2 separate regions of the Homo sapiens genome follow, and region 2 is linked to region 1. The links are chromatin loops, found by intact Hi-C in ENCODE. Cell type or tissue: heart right ventricle. All regions are shown on one strand. Links, peaks and the distances in the headings refer to the core of each region. The heading gives the core; the rest is flanking DNA.

Evidence for each region. Peaks named below come from ENCODE experiments on the same cell type or tissue, not always from the same donor. Only the 100,000 strongest peaks of a DNase experiment are listed, where the experiment ranks them.
Region 2: a loop joins it to region 1, with 2.2 times the contacts of the local background. A loop is called at or near these places in 1 of 110 quality-filtered maps.

Annotation. Positions count from the first base shown.
Region 1 is chr4:145,643,131-145,646,042 of GRCh38, forward strand. MMAA (metabolism of cobalamin associated A) reads left to right here. Exons shown (of 7, transcript NM_172250.3): 4 at 2,856-2,912. Among named protein-coding and RNA genes, the nearest start is that of MMAA, 25 kb to the left of the region's middle. In heart right ventricle, for the core only: a CTCF peak has its summit at 1,737 (motif pointing right); no DNase peak of the experiment used is centred there.
Region 2 is chr4:145,760,085-145,762,996 of GRCh38, forward strand. ZNF827 (zinc finger protein 827) reads right to left here. Exons shown (of 15, transcript NM_001306215.2): 15 at 1-1,514. It also overlaps a transcript of C4orf51 not described here. Among named protein-coding and RNA genes, the nearest start is that of C4orf51, 81 kb to the left of the region's middle. RefSeq lists enhancers at 2,339-2,840, 2,841-2,912. In heart right ventricle, for the core only: no CTCF peak of the experiment used is centred there; a DNase peak (open chromatin) is centred at 1,677; H3K27ac peaks cover 1,104 bases.

The DNA.
Region 1 (2,912 bases), core at 413-2,912:
TCCCCAAAGGATCATTTAAAGAAAACAGAAAGCATACCATATAAACAGGAAAGGTTTTTTCTTCCCTTACCCCTCTTTATGATTTAAGCTTTTCATATTACAGTTACTCACTTAGCAAGTATTTGAGTGCCTACTATAGGTGAGGCATTGTACATGGAAGGTTCTTAAACTGTGTTATATAATGGTGAACAAGATACAGTCCTGGCTTTAGTGAGGTTTACATCTTATGCAGGAAACACAAACACAGGCCATTACAATACAATGTGTGTTGTGAAGGGGTAAATACAAGATGCTTTATGGAAGTATTTGGTTTTTGCATACTGTGTTATAATGTGGGTTTAATACTAAGTATTCAGAATGATGATGTAATCATATTTTAGGGACTTAGGTTAATATAGACGTGGACAATTCCTATTATCACCCCATTCCTATTATCATCCCATTGAGAAATCTAGCTCAGAACATTCAAAATTTTTGAGTCACTATAATAAAAAAAGTTAACTGTAAAATAAAATTTTTGCTCACAAGGTTCAAAATTAAATCCATGTCAATATGTTGTCTCATTTACAGCTTTAGAACTTTGTTAAAAGTAAGTACTTAATGAAGGATTTTTTAGTAAGTGGCCCTCATTTATATATAGGTGAGAAGGCCATTCCCCCATTTTCACAATATTCTAGAATACTTAACAATAGAAAAAAATAATAGCTTGAGATAATAATAGACAAAAATAATGTCATAAAATAGCCTGTGATTAAAGTTACATAGCTATGTGTTTCCTAACCTTTCTCAAAAAATAGTGGTCCCTTTCTCAGGCAAAAAATTATATAGACTTTGAAAGAAAAAAATACAAGGATAGACAAAACACTATGAATATAAATTTCTACCTTATTGTATCAGTGCATACACTTGAAAAACAGCATTACATTAAAGTTTGAGAAGCATTAGTTTTTTGGTCTATAGTCAATCTTTTTTGTGCTTTAAATTCACAGACCCCCTGTGATAGCTTTGAGACCTTCGTGAGAGTCTACAATTAACAGTTTTGGAATTTCTGGCTAAGACATAGGAAAGTAATTTCCTAATGTTTACTTCAGTGTGATGGGATCTATAGGATAGTAATTTAAAGTATAGCTTTGGCAGATTGTTTACTTACACAGAGATTATTTCATGCAGAAAATTACCTTAGAAAAAGGTTGTATGTGAAGTAAATAAGGAAGTTGATGTATGGGGTACATGTGTGGTCTAGAATTAGAACCTATGAGAAGACTCTGAACTGGCATTTAGTGGTAAAAGAGCATATCTTTAAGAAACTTTTCAATCTTTAACATTATGTGGAAAGATATGTGGAAACATTATGTGGAAAGAGGGAAAATGAATATTCAGATTAGAACAGCAGTACACCTACAAATGTTGGTATATGACTAAAGCAAAGTAGTAAAACATAATAGTCCCAGGACTTTCAGTCTTCTAGAATTTGTAAGTATTGATGTTTGTCAAAATATTATACTACAATGAAAACAAAAACATAACCAGTTTTATTCCACAGTTATTGAGTGCCTACTCTTAACACTTTGTTAAGCATTTAGTGTACAACCTATGTAAGACGTGGTCCTGTAGGCAAAGACTTATTTAAAGCATGGTTTCTCAAGTTTGGCGGTAGTGACATTTTATGTCAAATCATTCTTTGTTGTGGGTGGCTGTCCTGTGCATTGAAGGATGCTTATTTAGCAGCATATCTGGCCTCTACCCAGTAGATGCCAGTAGCACCCTACCCCTCACTTGTGACAAGTAAATATGTCTCTAGACATTGCCAGATTGCCCCCAGTTGAGAACCACTGTGTGAAAGAGATAAGAATTAAAAATATGAAACCAAAAAATGTGTTGTATGAATAGTTTTCCATCCATTAACTCAGCTTACATTGCATTCAGTGAGAGCTCCAAATTTTCTAAGTAGTAGGCGATTAGAAGCAACAGACTGGGCAGAAGGGGCAGCTTGAAGATATATTTGTGTAGCATTTACGTAAGGTTGAGAAAATGTCATTTGCAAAAATAAAAGAATGAGGAGTGGAGGGTGCTCATGGAGATAATAGAAAGGGGAGGGACACTAAAGTTCTCTTATGCCCTCCAGGATGCTGGCATACATTGCAGAGCTGTTGTACCTTAGAAAATCACAGAGATGGGCATGGGCTGAAAAGGTTCCAGGCAGACTATATGAAGGAGCAAGGACTTTTACTGATCTTTATAAGGTGGATAAGTTCTGTGTTTTTGTTATTAACGGTTTTTGAAGCACATTCCTGTATATAATTACATTTGCTTCTCCCAGTAGCATATTACCCTTGTGATGTAGCTGAGGAAAGAGGATTCAGGAAGGTAAAGTGACCTCTCAAAATTGAATAGTGTGAAATGGTGGAGCCAGAATACAGACCCTGGGCTTGACACATTGTAACTTAGCAGTGAGGAAGCAGGAGAGATACTTCTGGCATGAGAGCACAAACAAAAAAGATGGGACGAAGCAAACACAGTGATGTTAAGATGACAGTAAAGTAACCACCCTGGTTGGAACAGAGGATTGGTGTGGGGACTAGTAGAAGCCAGAGTTGGACAGGTAAGGTGCGGCTGAAGAATCTAGATTGGAACCTTTGGTCAGGGGGAAGCTATAAATTATAGATTTTGAGGGGCTTGAAATGTTAAGATTAATCTGACATCATTGTATACAATGAGTTGGAGAGAAGCTCAGTAATATGAAATGCAGTTTGAGATTTAGGGAGAAATGGCATAAAGCACTTCCCTCTAGGAACTGGCTGATAATTGACCCGTAAAACTGTTCCATGATTATAAAATGTAACTGTATGTTTTAGGATCACTCTTAGGTGATAAAACCCGAATGACTGAGTTATCAAGAGATATGAATGCAT
Region 2 (2,912 bases), core at 413-2,912, 120 kb after region 1:
GCAAGGTCTCCAGCGCTCTGGCGGAAATCTCCAGCAGCACTGTAGATGGCTACCATTCCTTCATCGACTAAGCACCAGGCCCTACCACTCTGTAGCCATCAAAGAGAGAGGGAAAGGTGATGAAGGAGCACAGGGAGAGACTGTCGTGGATGAACAACCCAGGAGGGAAAAGAACGTTCATCGCTGTTAAAGAAGCCAGTACAAAGAATGTGCAATAGAAATGTCATGGCACACGACACACGGCTTTCTCTTTCAGAATCCACAAACGCCCACACACCGCATTCACCCAACAGAAAACCAAATGCACCAGTATATAAGCTTACAAGTGCTGATTGCTATTAAGGACACTCTCTTTAGGGTTTAACAAGACAAGATTCCTTTCAGAGAAAAGTACGGAGAAGGGCTGAGAGTGGGAGTGGGTGGCTGGGGAGGCATGCCTCTGAAGGTAGAAGTATGCAGTAGGTCACCTCTCTGAAGATTGGATAAAGCAGCTTTCAGGTCAATGCAATAGGTATACACACAGAGCCAATTTTCTATTCCTTACTAAAGATATACAGTACACATGTTCCAGACCCATCGGGGTCTGTAGGTTTTGCAGCAACATACACCTGCTGGGGTTGTGTTTAAGTTTTGTGGTTTTTTTTTTTTTTTTTGTCTTTTGTCTCTCTGTTTTTGGTACAGAACATGGCTGCCCTCAGACAGTCTCTGCTCTTTCTCTCAGTCCGAGATAGGCCAGGAAGGAGTGTTTGGGTGAGGGGATGCTGGGAGGCGCAGTCTGAGGTCGGGGAGGGTGGAATGTGAGATCCAAGTGGTTCTTGGGGTATAACATTGTCAAGGGAATGAGATGGGCAAAATCTGAGTTCCGGTACTTGTCAAAGCGCAAAGGGGAGCCGTTGAAGGCCAAAGCCTTGAGTGCCAGGTTGGGCTCTGAGCTGCTGCCGTGGGCTGCCGACAGGGCCACGGTCTGCAGAGCCTGGGAGGCAGACATAACTGACAGGGGAGACAGGAGATTCCGGGAGCTCCCGACCACCAGGAGCGGGGCCCCCGGGCCGGCCGGTTCCTTGGGGGCTGGACACAGGCCCTTCTTGTCCTCCTCGGGGCAGTCCCCACTCTGGTGCTTCTTGACGTGGCGGCTGAAGACGAAAGGGTGTGTGGTCTTGAACAGGCACTCTTCGCAGCTGAAGGTCTGGCGTGGGGCGTGCTTCAGCTTCTTGTGCAGGTTGAGATTGTCCTTGCGCTTGCAGCTGTAGCTGCACTGGTCACAGTGGAAGGGCCGCTCCCCGGTGTGGACGCGCACGTGCTCGATGAGCTTGTTGGCGGTCTTGGACAGGTAGCCGCACTGGTCGCACTTGTAGTGGTTGCCCAGGCGGTGCTCCCGGGTGTGCGTCTCCAGCTCCAGCTGGTTGGCCTTCACCGTCTGGCAGATCCGGCACTTGTACTCCATCTTGTAGTGGGTCTTGAGGTGGCACTCCATGGCAGCGGGGCGGTTGGTGGAATAAATGCAGAATGGGCACCTGCCGGGGAAAGCAACGCAAGGGAGGTTCAGCCGGGAAGGTTCGGAGGCAGCCGCGCTTCTCGCCGCCTCACCAGCCTTCCCTCACACCACCCCCCAGTGTCTGAGGCCTGGCCTGCCCAGCCCAGCCCAGCCCTGCCGCCTCTCAGGGGTGGAACGGCCCTTTTTGGCTCTCCCTGCTGACAGAGCAGTCCCCGCTGACAAGCAGCTCTGGCAAGGTCCGCTCAGCCTATTCTGGGTCTCTTGGCCGATACAGGCAAGGCCAGCCCTCACCAAGGGGAGCAGAGAAAGTGCCAGGAATCAATTTGCTGGTGCTCCCCTCCAGCCCCCGCCCGGCCCCTCGGAGCCCTCCCCACTCCCGACCAGACAGCGCAGAGGTCTAAACCTCCTGACCTCCCCTCTAGATGGGAGCAACACAAAGAATCGACTTTTCATGCACCACACCAAGCACACGCAGAAAGGCTAAGAGGTTTTAAAGAACAGCTTATAGGGGGAGCGCTACCTCCAGCAAACAGAAAGTCACAGGGGTCAGAATCGTGCTTATTAAGGGTTTGTTAGGATGAGAAGGCCTGTGTGTGTCTCTCTGTGTGAGTGTGTGCATGTGTACATATCTATGTACTCGTAAAACATATCTCCCTACAGGACTAGCTCTTTGTCAGGAAAGGAAGCTGAGGACTATGGCAGGGGCATGGGAGGAGAAGGAAGCCCACCCAACGGCCCATCTGCTAATGAGGAAGGGAGGAGGGAGGGAGACAACTGCTATCTGGAGCTCGAAGACATTATTAATACATGATTATGCCGGAGATAGGATAATAATCCAACTGGATTGGAAATTCTCAGAGGGCAGGACCATATCTTACATTTCCTCTGCATTCTCTGCAGTGCTTGGTAGAGTACTTAACACACGGTAAGCACTCAGGACATACTGGTTCATTATTTGAGTGGTCTCTACAGGCAATTTAGGTAGATTCTGGAAGGGCGGATGCTGGTCCCAGCTCCATCACCTTGTCAGGCTGGAGCTGGACACCCTAGCCTGGGCCTCTCTGTGGCTCGGTTTCTCCATCCTTTGCAGTGAGGCTACGCTACCACCAACCCTCCTGGCTGTCCAGAGGGGCCACGAGGAGTGGTGAGGCCATGTTAACAAACTCTGCTGAGCCTCTCTTTTAGAAGCTGCCAGGCTGGAGTCAGTGGCTTATATGAGAACTGTAGTGTGTTTGCTCTCTTTCCACAAAGAATGCAGATGCAAAAGTGGCTGCCTCAGCTCTTGCTTGGCTCCTGCAGGGCAGGGCTCAGGAGTGGACTGTCCTCGGAGGGTCTGGAGAGGTGTTCAGCAGAGCCCAACACAACCAAGTGCACCGTGCACGGCCTCCTCAGCGCCAAGCTCGCCGTTAGCCTTTGA